Linked DNA regions of Mus musculus: regions 2 and 3 are each linked to region 1. The links are chromatin loops, found by intact Hi-C in ENCODE. Cell type or tissue: heart. All regions are shown on one strand. Each heading gives the region's core, and the rest is flanking DNA. Links, peaks and the distances in the headings are about the cores only.

Evidence for each region. A loop is a pair of places that touch in the nucleus more often than their neighbours do. Peaks named below come from ENCODE experiments on the same cell type or tissue, not always from the same donor. Only the 100,000 strongest peaks of a DNase experiment are listed, where the experiment ranks them.
Region 2: it touches region 1 in a loop (2.2-fold over the local background); 7 of 42 quality-filtered maps call a loop at or near these places.
Region 3: a loop joins it to region 1, with 2.9 times the contacts of the local background. A loop is called at or near these places in 4 of 42 quality-filtered maps.

What each region holds. Positions count from the first base shown.
Region 1 is chr5:143,296,043-143,301,443 of GRCm38, forward strand. E130309D02Rik (RIKEN cDNA E130309D02 gene) reads right to left here. Exons shown (of 6, transcript NM_172726.4): 6 at 5,030-5,401. Gm52794 (a long non-coding RNA gene) reads left to right here. Exons shown (of 2, transcript XR_003955829.1): 1 at 1-587; 2 at 1,922-3,326. Among named protein-coding and RNA genes, the nearest start is that of Gm52794, 2.7 kb to the left of the region's middle. In heart, for the core only: a CTCF peak has its summit at 3,853 (motif pointing left); no DNase peak of the experiment used is centred there.
Region 2 is chr5:143,232,675-143,238,075 of GRCm38, forward strand. Zfp12 (zinc finger protein 12) reads left to right here and starts at 2,489. Exons shown (of 5, transcript NM_001289589.1): 1 at 2,489-2,705; 2 at 3,580-3,642. The coding sequence starts at 3,628. It overlaps 4930448H16Rik (RIKEN cDNA 4930448H16 gene), which reads left to right. Exons shown (of 5, transcript NR_040700.1): 5 at 1,836-2,074. Gm38735 (a long non-coding RNA gene) reads right to left here and starts at 1,856. Exons shown (of 3, transcript XR_868668.3): 1 at 1,460-1,856; 2 at 624-701. In heart, for the core only: a CTCF peak has its summit at 2,956; a DNase peak (open chromatin) is centred at 2,487; H3K4me3 peaks cover 1,742 bases; H3K27ac peaks cover 1,352 bases.
Region 3 is chr5:142,933,542-142,938,942 of GRCm38, forward strand. No RefSeq gene overlaps it. Among named protein-coding and RNA genes, the nearest start is that of Fscn1, 24 kb to the right of the region's middle. In heart, for the core only: CTCF peaks have their summits at 2,234 (motif pointing left) and 2,963 (motif pointing right); DNase peaks (open chromatin) are centred at 2,270 and 2,970; H3K4me3 peaks cover 1,077 bases; H3K27ac peaks cover 1,177 bases.

The DNA.
Region 1 (5,401 bases), core at 2,748-5,247:
CCCAGGCTAGCCTCAAACTCACCATGTAGACCTTGAACTTCTGATCCTCCTACTTGGCCCTCCTAAGTGCAAGGGATACAGGCATGGACCACAATGACCAGTGTATTCAGTGCTGAGGAGTGAACACAGGGTCTCATGAACGCTATCCAAGCACTCTATCAACTGACCTACGCTCTGAGCTCCCTTCTGTATAGTTTCTGGCAGGAATTTTTGTCAGGAAGAGACAGAGAGCCGCCGGCCCACGTAACCAATTTCTCTATGATGGGGGCAGTTCCAGCCACTACAGGAAATGTGGTGGCAAAGTGGTTACCAAGGAGCCCAGAGTCACCAGACACCATCACTAGCATCCACCATGGGTTCCCTTCTGTCTAGGTCCTGGTCAAGATCACTAGGAGGCGGGCTCTGGAGCTGGAAGCATCCGGTCAGTCTGATGAACTGAGCAGCTATGCAGGTGCTGTAGACGTGGCAAGACTGTGCAGAAATCAGGCCCCAGGAGTGAGCTCAGGCCTCACTCAATCTTGGTTTCTGAAACCGTGGAGAGAGAAGGACTCTCAGCCTGGCACACAAGGTAGTTTTCTGCCTCTCAGGTAAGCCCGGGCTCAAGGAAAGTGCAGACAACTGGGAAGGGACGCTGCAGAGATGGACACCGGCCTTAAATAGTTAACATCTGGAAGCTTAAAACCCACAGAGGCCAGATGAGGTTCGTGAAGATCAATATAAACAATAAAACAAACAGACAAAAAAAAAAAAAAAAAAACCACCACTGGGTGTGGGGTGTGGGGTGCGAGCCTAGAATCTAGCACAGCTGAGGAGGAGATGGGAGGGTCTGGGCGCATCCTCGGCTACATACTATTTCAAATTCAAGGCTAGCCTGGGCTATATGAGGCTTTATCTAAAAATTATAACAACAATAATAAATTTAAATATGTACTGGGGAGATCTACTTGGGGGGGTAAAGTATCTGCCATGAGGGCCTGAGTTCAGGTCCCCAGCACACATGTAAAACCCCCAGAGAGGAGAGAGCAGGACCGCTGGGGCTCCACGGCCAGGCAGCCTAGCCAAAACACTTTGAGTGCCAGGTTCAGTGAGAGGCCCCATCTCAGGAGTATAAGACAGAGTGGGACAGAGATGGATTCTAGGTGTCTGCCTCTGACCTCTATATGTGTGTACATGGACAAGTACACACATGTATGCACACAAGCATGCACCATACACACACACTGCATGCACACATGTATGCACCATATACATACACTGCATGCACACACTGCATGCACACACTGCATGCACACAAGCATGCATCTGTGCAAAGACGGGAAGAACCTTATCTGTCCCCGGTCCTGCTGTGTGGCAGTAGGCATCCCAGCCTTGGCAGTAGGACAAGGCGGGAACATCTGGGAGGATCAGGAAACAGAGATTGGACAGGAATGGGGTGTGGCTATAAGCCCCAAGGACCACCTTCCTGAAACTGACCTTCCTCTGTCTAGACGCCACTTCCCAAAGGCTGTACGGTGTCCTAAAACAGCCGCTAGAGACCAAGTGTGCAGACACACGCACACTTGTGGGGACACCTCGCATTCAAATTGTGACACTCGTCAACGCTCACCTGGCCCAGACACCTAATTTATCAGCAACCAGCTCTATGTTCTCCAGTGTAGGGTAGCATTCAGTCCCTCCTGGAGTCTATTCCTGGCATTGGCACCATTGGAGCAGCCTCTAAAGGCTTACGTGTTTACACTTGCCTGGCCTGCGTGATGGCCGCTTTGAATCCAGTTCCTCATGCTGTGGTGACCCTCAACCATGCAATTATTTCTGTTGCTACTTTAGAACTGTAATTTTGCTACTGCTATGAACTGTAATGGGACTATCTGAGACCTCTGTTGAAAGGCTTGCTAAATCTCAAAATAGTTTCAACCTACAGGTTGAGAACCACTACTCCAGAGTCATCTCAGAAGAGAGCATCCATGAGGAATTGCCTAGGACAGGTCGGCCTGCGGGTCGGTGTGCGACTTTAACTGGGCTGTGATGGAGGGACCCACCCACATTCCATGAGCTGAGCTCTGGGTTGGATCTTGAAGAGTGAGCTGGGCACTGTGCATATTCATTCATTCTCTCTGCTCTTGACTGTGGGTGTGATGTGGTCAGATGCTTCCAATTCCTGACGCCTTGGCTTCTCCACACTGCTGGACTGGAGCCCGGAACCCTGAGCCAAAGGCCCCCTTTCTCCCTTACGTTGCCCTTGTCAGGGTGTTTGATCCCAGCCACAGGAAGAAACCCAGCCGTCCTATGTTAGCTACTCAAGCAGGGTTCTTTCCGTATCAAAAACATTCTGCACTCAGCCTGTGTGCATGCACAGTGAATCCCGAGAAAACTGACTAGTGCACACAAACACTTATCGTCAAATGCCATGATGACAATATTCATAAAAATCAAAAATGGAATGGGGAGAGGTGGCTCAGTGGTTAGTCCGTGCTACTCTTGGAGAAGACCTGAGTTTGGGTCCCAGCACCCAAAGTCAGGTGACTCACAACCACCTGTCACTCTAGCTGCAGGGGATCCGATGCCCCCTGCTGGCCTCTCAGGTCATGGCACTCACATGTGTACGGATAGACAACATTTGAAACTTTTTTCTCTCTTTTTTAAAGCTTTATTTATTATGTATACAGCGTTCTGCCTGCATGTATGTCTACAGGCCAGAAGAGGGCACCGGATCTCATTAAAGATGGTTGTGAACCACCATGTGGTTGCTAGGATTTGAACTCAGGACCTCTGGAAGAGCAGTCAGTGCTCTTAACCACTGAGCCATCTCTCCAGCCCCATTTTAAACTTTCTAAGAATGTGTTTCACATTTACATGGACTCTGCCATCACACTGGGAGCACCTGCAGGACACCTGCTACCATTTCTTCGGGACGCATCCATGTGACTTAGTCAATCTGGGGCTATTGGAAATATGGACACCTCAGTAAAGTACCTGCCACACAAGCGTGAGAACCTGAGTTCAGACTCCAGCATTCCGTAAAAGCCAGGCCCAGGGCTGTATACCTGTGGCCCCAGCAGTAAGGAGGACAGAAAGGGGAGCCACCTCGAGTTCTCTGGCCAGCCAGTTTAGTGAGACAGTTGAGCACTAGTTTGAGTGAGAGAATCTGTTTCAAAATTAAGGTGGATGGGCCAGAAAGATGGCTCTGTGGGTAAAGGCTATCTACCCGAGTCTGAAACCCCAGGTCCCAGATGAGGACTCTCAATTTGTCCTCTGACCTTCAAGTGTGCTGCGGCATACATGTGCCTAAAGTCACACATAAATAAACACATATCAGAAACACACAACACACAAGACCAAAATTGTTTTTGTTTTTCTGTTTGTTTTGTTTTGGTATTTCACATTTTATATACGAAATGGATTCAGCCATAAAAAGAAAGCGCGCGTCCAGAGATGACCCGGTGTTAAGAGCACATGCTGTTCTTGCCGAGACTCCCAAGTCAGGAGGCCCACGAATGCCTCTACTTCCAGCTCCAGGGAATTTGACATCTTCTGGCCTCTGCAGACACTGCATTCGCATGCACAAACCCACACAGACACATACATATATGCATAATTAAAGCATTAAAATCATACTCTTTTACCAGAGTGTGGTTGCACACTTAGTCTCTGAACTTGGGAGGCAGGACGGACAGATATTTGAGTTCTGCGCCCCCCGGGGCTATTCAATGAGATGTCCTCTCTAAATAAATGAATAAGTAGATACCAGAAGGATGGTTCCATGGTTAACCCAAGACATTCAATTCAGATTCTCAGGTGGCTCACACCAGCCTGTAACTCCAGTTCCAGGGGATCTGGTGCCCTCTTCTGGCCTCTGAGGGTATTGCTGCACACACATGGTGAACGGACACACAGGCAGGCAAAATGATACACACAAAACCAAACCCTTGAAAACCTCACACTAAGTAAAGGAAGCCAGACACAAGGCCACATTCTGCACTGGTCCACAGATAAGAAATTTCCAGAAAAGGCAAATCCATAGAGAAAAGGGAGATGAGGCTGCCCAAGGTTGGGTGTAGGACGAGCAGGGCTGAGGTAAGGAGCGCCTTTGGGGGATATGGAAGGATTCTAAATCAGGTGATGTTGGGATGGCCACATGGGAAGACAGGGAGATCTCTCTCTCTTCTCTCTCTCTCACTCTCCCCACGCCCCCTCAGCTTTCCTGCGCTGTCTGGTTTGGCGCTGTCTTCCAGTTTAGTCTTCGAGATTCCATTTCTTCACTTTTCATTTAATCCTGTCCTGCTTTGCCATTTGTCCATGACAGCTGTCACTTCTGATAGGCACAGGGACATGAGTGTCCCTTCCTTAAAGTTAGTAAGAATACAAGCCTATCCCTTCCAACGATGTCCTAGGGTCCAAGTACATCCCTGCTACCCGAGAGAGGACTGACCGCAGGGCAGAAGCAATCTGTGCATCCAGTCTGGGCAGAGGCCAAAACCCGGCTCGAATGGAGACTGAATCTGGTCCAAGTTTTGGTCCAAAGTAGCTCGGGCTGGGGAACGGCTCGGCTGGGGTTGCTTACTGCAAAAGCGTGGGGATCTGAGGGCGACGCCCAGGGCCTGCGAGAAGGGCTCAGCTCGACCCTCGTCACCTGGAACCCCAGTGTGGTGTGGGTGGTGACGGGCTTGCTGAAGCCTGAAACAGTCCAGCAGTTTGTAACCAAGCAGCATGTAGCCAAGTGCGATGACCCGAGCGACTCTCCAAGTTGACCTGCACATGTGCAGGGTAGCCTGCATGTCTGCCTTACACACACACACACACACACACACACACACACACACACACACACACACACACACACCACAGTATCATAAAGAGCAGGCCACGGGATCAGACTGACATCACGTCTCAACAGTATAAAGTGGAAAGTTGATGAAGGTCCTGGGTTCAGTTCCCCAGCACCCACATGGACTTACACAAGCATCAGGCCTCCAAGGTCACTGTACACGCATGGTACACAGGCATACATGCACATGAAATCCACACACATCAAATCCTTAAAATTTAATTAAAGATGTATGTTCCATAGGGCTGGGGTATAGCTCACTGAAAACACGCCTGCTAAGTAGGTGCACGCCATGAGCTTGAATCTCAGCACCACAAAATGAAAACCCCACAATGCCTATGAAACTGTTTAGAAAAATTTATTTTGAACACATGAAAGGAAAATTTAGATACCCGCCTCCCCACCCCCCATAAGACACAGATCCTCTCCAAGGTGATGGGGAATCCCAACAGGTGTCCCTGAGCTGTGCCCAGTACTGCGTACGAGCTGGGTCTCACCCTCTGCACTCTGAGCTCATGGAGCTGCAGAAAACGCTGTTGGTGGCAGAGACACTTCACATTCCTGAGGCAGGGCAAA
Region 2 (5,401 bases), core at 1,925-4,424, 64 kb before region 1:
CCAGCCTGGTCTACAGAGTGAGTTGCAAGACAGCCAGGGCTAAATAGATAGACCCTGTCTTGAAAAACCAAACCAAACAAACAAACAAAAAACCAAACATGTGTAAGACCGTAGGTAAACACATACACACAGTGACATACACATACATACAGACATGTACATACATGCAGACACACACACACACACACACACACATTCTTCTGGAGCAGATGGAATGACCAGCTCTCTTTCAGGGGTATTTAGTTGAGTATAGAACACTATTATATAGTATTGAATGACTATTAATGTTAATAATAAGCCTTTATTTTGAGCACCCATCTTAATGTTTATTTTTCCTTTAAGGAAGCTAATTATTCGCTCCCATAATCTGTAGCTGCTAATCTCTTCCTGGGTGTGCTAGGCAGAGGGCCATTAGCCAATCAGTCTGGTGAACTGCCCTCAGGGCAACCAGAGTGTTTTCTTAGAAGCTCAGCCTCTTCCAACACTCCAGTCCCCCTGAGGAAGCTGCACAACGTTCACAGATGCTTGCTGTTGAAGTGTGTTCCCAGGGAAGAAGCCATCCCCCTCCCCATGCTGCAACCTTAAGCTCCATGAAAGGTTTCTCTCAGGCAGTCGTCGCCTACCTTCCAACCTTATCATCATTCAGCAGGCCAGCTGTGCTATGAGGAGAAGATGAGACGGGAAAACAAAGACTGCAGGAGCTACAAAAAAAGAAGGAAAATAGCTCTCTGTTAATTGACCTCTGAAAGGTGACATTTGGCCCAACTAGTTGAGTGCCTCCTTGGCTACTCAATTTGCATCTGAGCAGAGCAGAAGCATCTCAGCCTGCTGACTGCTTGTTCCATGTTTGTACAAACCGAAATATTTTCTTTTCCTTTTTTATTTAATTTACTTTTTTATTTATATAAGTACATTGTCACTGTCTTCAGACACATCAAAAGAGGGCATCAGATCCCTTTACAGATGGTTGTGAGCCACCATGTGGCTGTTGAGAATTGAACTCAGGACCTTTGGAAGAGCAGTCAGTGCTCTTAACCCCTGAGCCATCTCTCCAGCCCCTTTTCTTAATACAAAAATTATATGAGCTTGAATGTCCTCACTGCAAGCAAGGAATTCCTTTTCTGAAAGGCCTGAGTCCCATCTGTGCAATGTAAACCTGGAGAAAAGAGTGTTCCTATCTCCCTGTCACCTGGGGAGTTTAGCCCAGGCCCCTCATTCAGAGACGTAACCCCTGCTTGCCATGGGGAAGGGAAGCTTTTGGTTTAAGAGATAGGAGCCAGCTCAGGTGGGCACCTCAGTTACCAGGTGAGGTGAGAACCTGGGAGAAGGTGCCCCATGGCAGTGCAGGCCTTCCGAGGAGGAGGGCTCACCCTTTCTCCTGAGACCATGTGTGCCCTGCAGCATCTGAGAGGGATTCGTGATGCTTCTGTCTCCTGCTGGTTGCTCAGCAGTTTATTACCTAGGGTTGGCGCTCCAAGGTGCTTGGTGCTTCTGGGAAGAAAACGTTACTCTCTGCATTGGTGCAGAGAACTTTCTGTTTTGGTAGACTTTGTTATTAGTTTTGATGCCAACGTCTTTATGAAGAATTAGACCAAGACCACTGCTGCATTAGTTCTGTAAGAAGTCGATGGAATGTTCATTGTATTGTACCATCTCTGAAAACTGTCATTGTCGCCCGGCCCCAAATGTCACCTTTCAGAGGTCAATTAACAGAGAGCTATTTTCCTTCTTTCTGTGAGTTCTTTCTGGTTCTCTTTTTAGTTTCTGTGCATTAGATGTGTGATATAGAAACCCATCATTTGTGTTTTCTCTTCCTTCCTTTTTTGCATCTGCAGCTTCTGTTGTGTCTCCATCAACTTTGGAAGCAGATAGGACAAGAGCACTTTTGCATTATTCAGGAGGGCCGGTGAAATCTGAGAGGAATTGACTGACCATAGGGTTCCACGTTTGAGCATTGTTGCCGGACTGCAAACATCAAGTTGGAGAAGTCATTTGACAAACACGTTTTTTCTCCCTTTCTATGTGTGCCTTCTGGTGCTTTTAGAACTTTTATGCATTTGTTGTATGATCTGGCAAAGCCACTGTTTTTGTCTTCTTTCTTTTAAAAGAGGTGGTAGACACTTCTTATACTTAAATGTTTGATGGAAACTTCTAGCACTTCAGTTAAACAGAGCGTGACACATTTTTTTTCCTCTCTCTTTCATCTGTTAGAATCTGCCTTTTATCTAAAAGCACCAAGCTGGGAGAGGTCTGGGTAAATGGATATAACCCCTCAAGCCATTCCTGGAGGTTCAAAGTGAGGAAAATCACGAAGGTTACTGTTGCTCTCAGCTCGGTACCCACAAGCTGCTGAAACGAGGAGGAGACTTGTGCGACGATCCCTGGAAGCCTAAGAGTTCTGGGCGGCCCCTCCCCAAAGATGAAAGGAAGACCACAGGGACCAGCCCAGTGGCACGCATGCTGCGCGTGCGCACTTCTGTTTGTGTGCATGCTCGCGCAAGCGCACGTCCGCTGCGCTGGCCTGGCTTCCTGCGGTCTGTGTCTCTACGCTCGCAGCTTTGACTTGCGCGAGCTGGAGTCGCGAGCCTGCGGGCCGAGGCCGGTGCGTCCGGGTCGGCAGCAGGCGAACGCAGCTTTGCAGGCCGGGGAGGCCGAGGGCCGGGCTGACGGGGGCAGCGAGACCCGGGCCCGGCGCGGCCTCCTAGGTGAGGCCTGAGGGTGCAGATCGCGGCCGTGAGAGGGAGGCTGGGTCCGTCTGATGGCTTGCAGGGGGGCCTGAGACCGCTTGCCGAGGCCTGAGCGATCAGCGCCTGCGCGATGCCTCGGCCCCCTCCTGTCCTCAGCGTGCGGGATCCGGGACGGTAGCAGTGGTCGTGTTGATGGCTTTGGGCTGTCTAGATGGCCCGAGGATGAGGCGTGTGGGCATAGGAGCGGTCAGTTCAGTGACCTGAGCTGTAGAGGCGCTGTCCAAACTCCTACCTCACTTGACATCCCTGCCTCCCAGGGCTTCTAAGTCTCATGATGTTACTGGGCGCCATCGGCACCCTTGCTGTGCCTGTTAGTTTTCCCGATCCTCTCCCTGCAGCATCCTGTGGTCTAGTTCAGGAAAAGTTTGTGTTTGCGTCTGTTCATAGGGGAAGACTGTGGGTCTGCGATAGTGGTGACATAACCGAGGTCACGCAGAGGGTTTGTTAGTGGGAGTGCTAAGTCCCGGGCCGACGGCGTTCCTTTTGTCATATTAAAGTCGTGGTCACAGTATCACGTAATTGTATATAAATACAGTTCCCACCAGGTTAACTTTTGTTTTCAGAGCAGCTTGTGAGTATTCTTTTGTATCCCTTAGTAAATGGCAGTTATTTAACTAGCATTTCTTGTTCATTTCTTGTTAATTCACCTCGTCAGCTGCACTCATTCATTCCCCCCAAGTCCCAACGCACAGTTGCAATTCTCCAGTCCTTTCTGACAGCCAGTGAGACCACCATCCCTCCGGTTTTCTTCTGGGAATGTTCCAGGAGGTTTGTGTGCAGGATTCCCCTCTTTCCACGCCCACTCATAATGACGTTGTTTTTCCTTCCCCAGACCCGGCTGCATTAGTCCTTCTACAGACTTTTCCTACTGCAGCGGAAGATGAATACATCCTTAGTAAGTCTGGCTTTGTTTCCGTTGTCTAGTTTGGTTTACTACACTCGAAGAGGCAAAGGAGAGATCAGACTTTAAAGGGGAAAATAGATAAAACAGAAAGAGATAAAAGAACCAGACAAAACAGTAGTGGACAGTAGTAAGCATTGGTTGAGTGCATATCTGTAGGTGGCATAGCCCCTACCAAGTCCTCAGGATGCTGTAGTTGACACCTTGACTATATTTAGAGATGAGCCTATGGACGTGCCTGTCGGGATTGTCTTGATCACATTCATTGATGTAAGAAAACCCATTTTGTTCTGGACAAGACCATTCTCTGGGCATCCTGGACAGCATAAACTGGAGAAAGAGACTTGAGTACCAGCAAACATGTCTTCCTCCCTCTCTTGTTTCCTGATTGTGGATTTGATGTGGCTCCTGCTGCCTTGGCTTATGACGGGCTGTACTCTTTGATCTCCAGTGGTATTCTAACACAGGCATACACACACACTCACGTCCTATTGACCTGTCTGTCTCTAGCAGTCTCTGTGGATTCCTCTGTCTGTTTCTGTGCTGTTTGTCTTGCTGCCCTGTCCCTGGATTTAGAATTTCTCCTGCTCCCATGTGGATCTTTTGCCCTACTTACCTCTGGCCCTCCTGGCTTTCCCCAGCGGCTCTGTGTTGGTTTACCTGTGGGTCAGCCAGCGCCTGCTGAGCATCTCTGGAGTATGTCCAGACAACGCGTAACGGACCCATGCATCCGAGTGGTCTGTTCGCCTGTTGTTGTACCGTCCCCACCTAACGGACCCCATGCATCTGAGTGGTCTCTCCGCCTGTCGTTATACCGTCTCCTGTTCTTCCCTTTTGTTGTTCCACTGCCCTGCCTGGAACTCTCTGAGGATGCAATGCGTTCAGATCCATTTTCCACCACCAAAGAATTCACTTTTCTCTTACGGTCTGTGTAGTTTCTCTTTGTTTGGTTTGTTTCAATTTCTTCGTTTTTGCGTCATTGCTTGGTTCAAAAAGGGTATGTAGCTCAGGCTGTCCTGGAACTCTTCAGCCAGGGTTAAAGGTATATGCCACCATCCCTGGCCCTGGTGATGACTTTCAATGACCACGACGTTCAGTGGCAGACCCATTTGATTTTTTTTTCTACCCTCAAATACCCTTTCTTCCCCTTGGCTAGAGTTACTTGTTAATTAGGAGTCATTTATTTGCTGGCAGATGCCATTGTGCTCTCCTAGGCATTGGCATTCACCAAAGAGTTGAGTCTTCCTTCCCAGCGGCTCAGTCAGGTTCCCTTAGTGGGAGAGTCCCAAATAGAGACACACAGATTGGGGAAGAAGACAGTGCTAAGTTTATCCTCAGTGTGCTCTCAGTAAAGATCTGGGCCCTGGGTGCTTTTAATATGAGAGAAGTTCATCTACTTGAAGACAGATTCTGTCAGCTCATAGTCACGTAGCCATAGATCTGTGGTCTTGTCTGATCTTACTGTTTGGGTTTGGTTTTTTTTTTGTTTTTGTTTTTGCTTTTGTTTGTTTAAATTATTTGTGGGTGTCACATGCCATGTTGGGTGTGTGTGGAGGTCAAAAGCCAAGGTTTAGGGAGTCAGGTTGTAGGGATTGAACTCAAGTTACCAGGTTTGGTGGCAAGCACCTTCGCCTGCTGAGCCATCTCGCTGGCCCCCATGTTTTCCTTTATAAGGCGCTGGCATTTACATTTCTTTTCCAGAGCAATGATTTCATGTTTTTCTCTCCTGAAAACAGCTCACAGGTCACAGGCT
Region 3 (5,401 bases), core at 1,925-4,424, 360 kb before region 1:
CTGCATGAACTGAAACCAGCACAGATAACTAAAAATAAATCTCCCTGGACCTGGCAGTGGTGGAGCACAGCTTTAATCCCAGCACGTGGGAGGCAGAGGTAGGCAGATGTCCAAGTTCAAGGCCAGCCTGGGCTACAGAGTGAGTTCCAGGACAACCAGGGCTACACAGAGAAACCCTGTCTCAGAAAAACCAACAACAAAAAAGAAATTTGGGCTGGTGAGATGGCTCAGTGGGTAAGAGCACCCGACTGCTCTTCCGAAGGTCCAGAGTTCAAATCCCAGCAACCACATGGTGGCTCAACCATCCCTAACGAGATCTGACTCCCTCTTCTGGTATGTCTGAAGACAGCTACAGTGTACTTACATATAATCAATAAATAAATCTTAAAAAAAAAAAAAGAGCTTAAATGCCTGAGTAGCTACTTTGAAAAAAAAAAAAAAAAAAGAAAAAAAGAAATCTCCCTGGGGGTTGGAGACATGGCTCAGTGGTTAAGAGCACTGGCTGCTCTTCCAGAGGTTCTGAGTTCAATTCCCAGCAACCACAAGGTGCTTACAACCACCTGTAATGGGATCTGATGCCCTCTTCTGACACTCAGGTATACATGCAGATAGAACACTCATATATGTAAAATAAATAAATAAATACATCTTTTTTAAAAATCAGACCCAGTGGTTCTCACATGCCGGAATCCCATAAAAAATTAATTAAAAAATTTTTTAGGGGCTGGTGAGATGGCTCAGTGGTTAAGAGCGCCGACTGCTCTTCCAAAGGTCCTGAGTTCAAATCCCAGCAACCACATGGTGGCTCACAACCATTCACAATGAAATCTGATGCCATCTTCTGGAGTGTCTGAAGACAGCTACAGTGTACTTACATATAATAAATGAGTAAATAAATATTTAAAAAAAATTTTTTTTAATAAGAAAAGGAAGGAATCTTCTGGCAGTGGTGGTGCATGCCTTTAATCCCAGTGTTTGGGAGGCAAAGGCAGGCACATCTCTGAGTTCGAGGCCAAGGCCAGCCTGGTTGATAGAGTGAGTTCCAGGACAGCCAGAGCTACAGAGAAACTGTCTCAAAAAGCAAAAACAAAACAAACAAACAAACAAACAAACAAACAATACAGGGTCTGCCTGGCGTGGTGGTGCATGCCTTTAATCCCAGCACTCTGGAGGCAGAGGCAGGCGGATTTCTGAGTTCCAGGCCAGCCTGGTCTACAAAGTGAGTTCCAGGACAGCCAGAGCTATACAGAGAAACCCAGTCTCGAAACAAACAAACAAACAAACAAATAAACAAACAAAAAACAAACAAACAGGGTCCACTGGAGAGATGGCTCAGTGGTTAAGAGCACTGACTGCTCTTCCAAAGGTCCTGAATTCAATTCCCAGCAACCACATGTTGACTCACAACCATCTCTAATGGGGTCTGATGCCCTCTTCTGGTCTGTCTGAAAATAGCTACAGTGTATTCATACACAAAATAAATAAATCTTAAAAAAACAAAAACAAAAACAAAAAACAAAAAACACGGTCTAACTGCATAGCCTTGGCTTCCCTGAAACTCTCCATGTGGAACAGGCCCCTTGAACTCATCAGAGTTCCCGCCTGTCTCTGCCTTTCAGGTGCTGAAATTCTATGTGCACCCCACACCTGGCTACTGTTTAACTCTGCCCTTTTATTGATTGATTGATTGATTGATTGGTTGATTTATAAGACAAGGTCTCTCAGGTTGGTCTCTAACTCACAGAGCTCTTCCTGCCCCTGCCTTCCTAATGCTGTGCCACCATGCCTGGCTTATTTTTTTTTATTTCTTATTTAGTCATTTTGCATTTTTGAGACAGATTCTCACATAGGCCAGGCTACCCTGGAGCTTGCTATGTAGCTGAGGCTGGGCTCGCACTTTTCATCCTCCTGCCTCTTCTTCTCAAGTGCTGGGATGACAGATGTGCACCAGCTCCTTCAGGCATGACTATCCTGTCTGCGCTGTTTGTTCTGAGATAGGTTCTTAAAATGTAGCCCAGGCTGGTATGGAACTTGATATGTAGACCAGGCTGGCCTTGAACTCACAGAGATTTGCCTGCCTCTGTCTCCCACAGTACTGGGATTAAAGGTCTGTGCCACCATGCCCGGCATTATTATTAAGTTGTGTTTCAAAGCGTGCTTCTGTGAAGGGTTTCTCCTAGGTGACCCATAGGAAGGTCCACCACAGGCCGGTTGAGCTCTGGTGCCTCCTATTGGCAAACCCTAACAGGAAGCTGGCCGCCAGGGATTCTGGGAGATGTAGTTTATCGTTGCATCCTGTGGCCCAGAGGAGACTAGCGGATCTGAAGCTGGGAGCCAATAGCTCTGAGCAGGCCATTAGGGACATTTTACTCTGGATCTAACAAGTCCCTATGCTGCTACCCAGTTGCATGGATCTGGACACACAGCTGCCCACTAACATTACTCCACACACGGGCACTTTTGAGTTTGTGCCTGGACAATTTTGCCCATCCAAGCTATATGGACTTGCAGATGTCTCCTTGCTGGACCAGGGACTTTGACTGTGACAGTGGACTCACTGTCTTGGCTTGCAGGTGATCCAGACACAGAGCACAGGTAGTGCAAGGGTCCTGTGGTGGTAGGTGGCTTTGGGTAGAGGTGCCCTTGTTCCTCACTCAGCCTTAGTTCTCACACATGAGCGTAACAACGTTAAGAGTGATTCTTGCTGGATTTCTGTCTGAGCGTTGGGCACCCAGCTTTGTGCGGCGCTTGAAAACAAATGCAAGCTCTCCAGGTCCGATTCCAACTTGTCCTCCTTAGGGAAGACGTCCACCATTGCTAGGAGGACAATTACAGGCTGGGCTCAGCTCTGGGGTTTACTTTTCTTAGGGACGGAAGAAAAGAGGGCCCCACTCTTTGAATTCCACGTAGTTCAGACCTCGAATCGCCTCTCCGGGATAGGCTGCTATGTTCACGGCAGCCGCCAGGTGGCGACAGAGACGCGCCCATCGACTCAGGCTGGGCGGGGCTGTACCTGCCTATGCGGAGAACTGCAGGGGAGACGCCCACAGACCCATTTAGGAGGAAGAATTCTGAGTTCTAAAAGGCAAAATATCCCAGGCCTGGTTGTGAAGGCCTTTAATCCTAAGGCTTAGGAGGCCGAGGCAGGCCGATCTCTATGAGTTTGAGGCCAGCCTGGTCTGCCTAGTAAGTTCCAAGACAGCCAGGGCTATGTAGGTATGTAAAGAGATTCTGTCTAGATGACCTGAGTTTAATCCTTGGTATGCACACGAAAAACTGGATTCAGGGCCATGCATCTGTAACCCCAGAACTCCTATAGCAAGACGAGAGAATGAGACAGGAGAATCTCCAGGAAACTGGCTCGCTGGCCAGCTAGCCTAGATAGGGGAAGAGTAGCAGCAGAGAAGAGATACAGGAAATGTTCCTGTGCTGGGTGTGTACACTGGCGATGTGGCACAAGCCTGTGACACAGGCTTATAGGAGGCAGGGGCCAGCAGTCTCTATGGGGCGCCAGGAGTCCAGCTTTTCTTTTCTTTTCTTTTTTTTTTTTTTTTTGGTTTTTCGAGACAGGGGTTCTCTATGTAGCCCTGGCTGTCCTGGAACTCACTTTGTAGACCAGGCTGGCCTCGAACTCAGAAATTCGCCTGCCTCTGCCTCCTGAGGCTGGGATTAAAGGCGTGCACCACCACGCCTGGCTTTTTAAAAAGATTTATTTATTGTTATATGTAATTACACTGTAGCTGTCTTCAAACATACCAGAAGAGAGCATCAGATCCCATTACAGATGGTTGTGAGCCACCATATGGTCGCTGGGAATTGAACTCAGGACCTTCGGAAAAACAGTCAATGCTCTTAACCACTGAGCCATCTCTCCAGCTCGAGTCCAGCTGAACACCTAAATCAAGCCCCCATGTTATATGTGTGTGTGTGTGATCATATATCATATAGCCTAGGCTACCCCTCAAACTCTGTAAGAAGGCGAAGATGACCCTGAACTCCTGTCACTTGCTTCTACCTTCTGAATATTGGAAGTAAAGGCCTGTCTTGCTTGGCCTTTACTTGCTATTGTTGTGACAGGGCCTCTCTGTGTAGTCCTTGCTGTCCTAGAGCTCCCTATGTAGACTAGGCTAACCTTGAACTTACAGAGATCAACCTCTCATTGCCTACCGAGGGCTGGGATTATAGGTATGTTACAGGCTGGCCTCAGACCCGTATCATGCCTTCTCCCTCAGCCTCCCCTTTTTTTATTTTTCCCAAAGATTTATTTATTTGTATTTATATGAGTACACTGTAGCTATCTTTCAGACACACACCAGAAGCATACATTGGATCTCATCACAGATAGTTGTGAGCCACCATGTGGTTGCTGGGAATTGAACTCAGGACCTCTGGAAGAGCAGTCAGTGCCCTTAACCATTGAGCCATCTCTCCAGCCCCTCCCTCAGCCTCCTAAGGACAGGGACCACACACTTTTCAGCTGATTCAGACCCCACCCGCATGGATTTTACCTCCAAATGTATCCCAAGACACCAACTCCGTTTTCCCTGCTTTGGTTTAAGAGACTCTGGGTTTACTCGAGTGCTGTGTGATTTCACAAAAGTTCGCAGCTTCTCTGGGCTCCCACGCACCACGTAGGCACAGAGAAGGGACTGTGGCTGCTTCGACTTGTAGGAGTTGGAAAATCTTGCTTTCCTGGATCTCACTGGATTTAGAAAACCAAAATTTGCAGAAGCCTTTCGCCTCTGTCCGGGTCAGAAGCAGCCGATTCTGATCTGCTGAATTCTCAGCGCCCTCTGCAATGGGAGACCAAGGGTGGAGGTAGACACCACACACAACTGGGGCCAGGGGTCAGAGAGAAACTCCCTGGTCTGCAGGCATCTTCTTCCCAGAACTCTGAAACAAACCAGTTTCCCCTGCAAGCTCCGCCCACGCTCCTGACCTCAGAGTCCGGAACTCTCCAGATTGGTCCATCTCTAGTCGTTCCTAACCACAACTAACACAAAGAAATTGGCAAGCTTTGCCACACCCACTTCGCCAGGCCACGCCCACGAGAATACTGGCTTCCACCACCACATCTGGCTTAGGAGACAGATGTGGGACATTGAACCCAGGTTCTTGGGCCTGCGAGCAAGCATTCCACTGACTGAGCTCCAGTCCCAACTGTTTGTTTTTCTGTTCTTGGGGTATCTATAACCCATACTGGCATGGTATAACTCATGGTAATCTTTCTGCCTCCACCTCTTAAATGCTTGGATTAGAGTGGGTGTCCCTGCAACAGTTTGATTATGTTATTAGACTTGGTCTACAGGGAGGCCTGAAGCCAGCTCCTACAGTGTGTGTGTGTGTGTGTGTGTGTGTGTGTGTGTGCGCGCGCGCGTGTGTGCCCACGCGGCGCACGCGC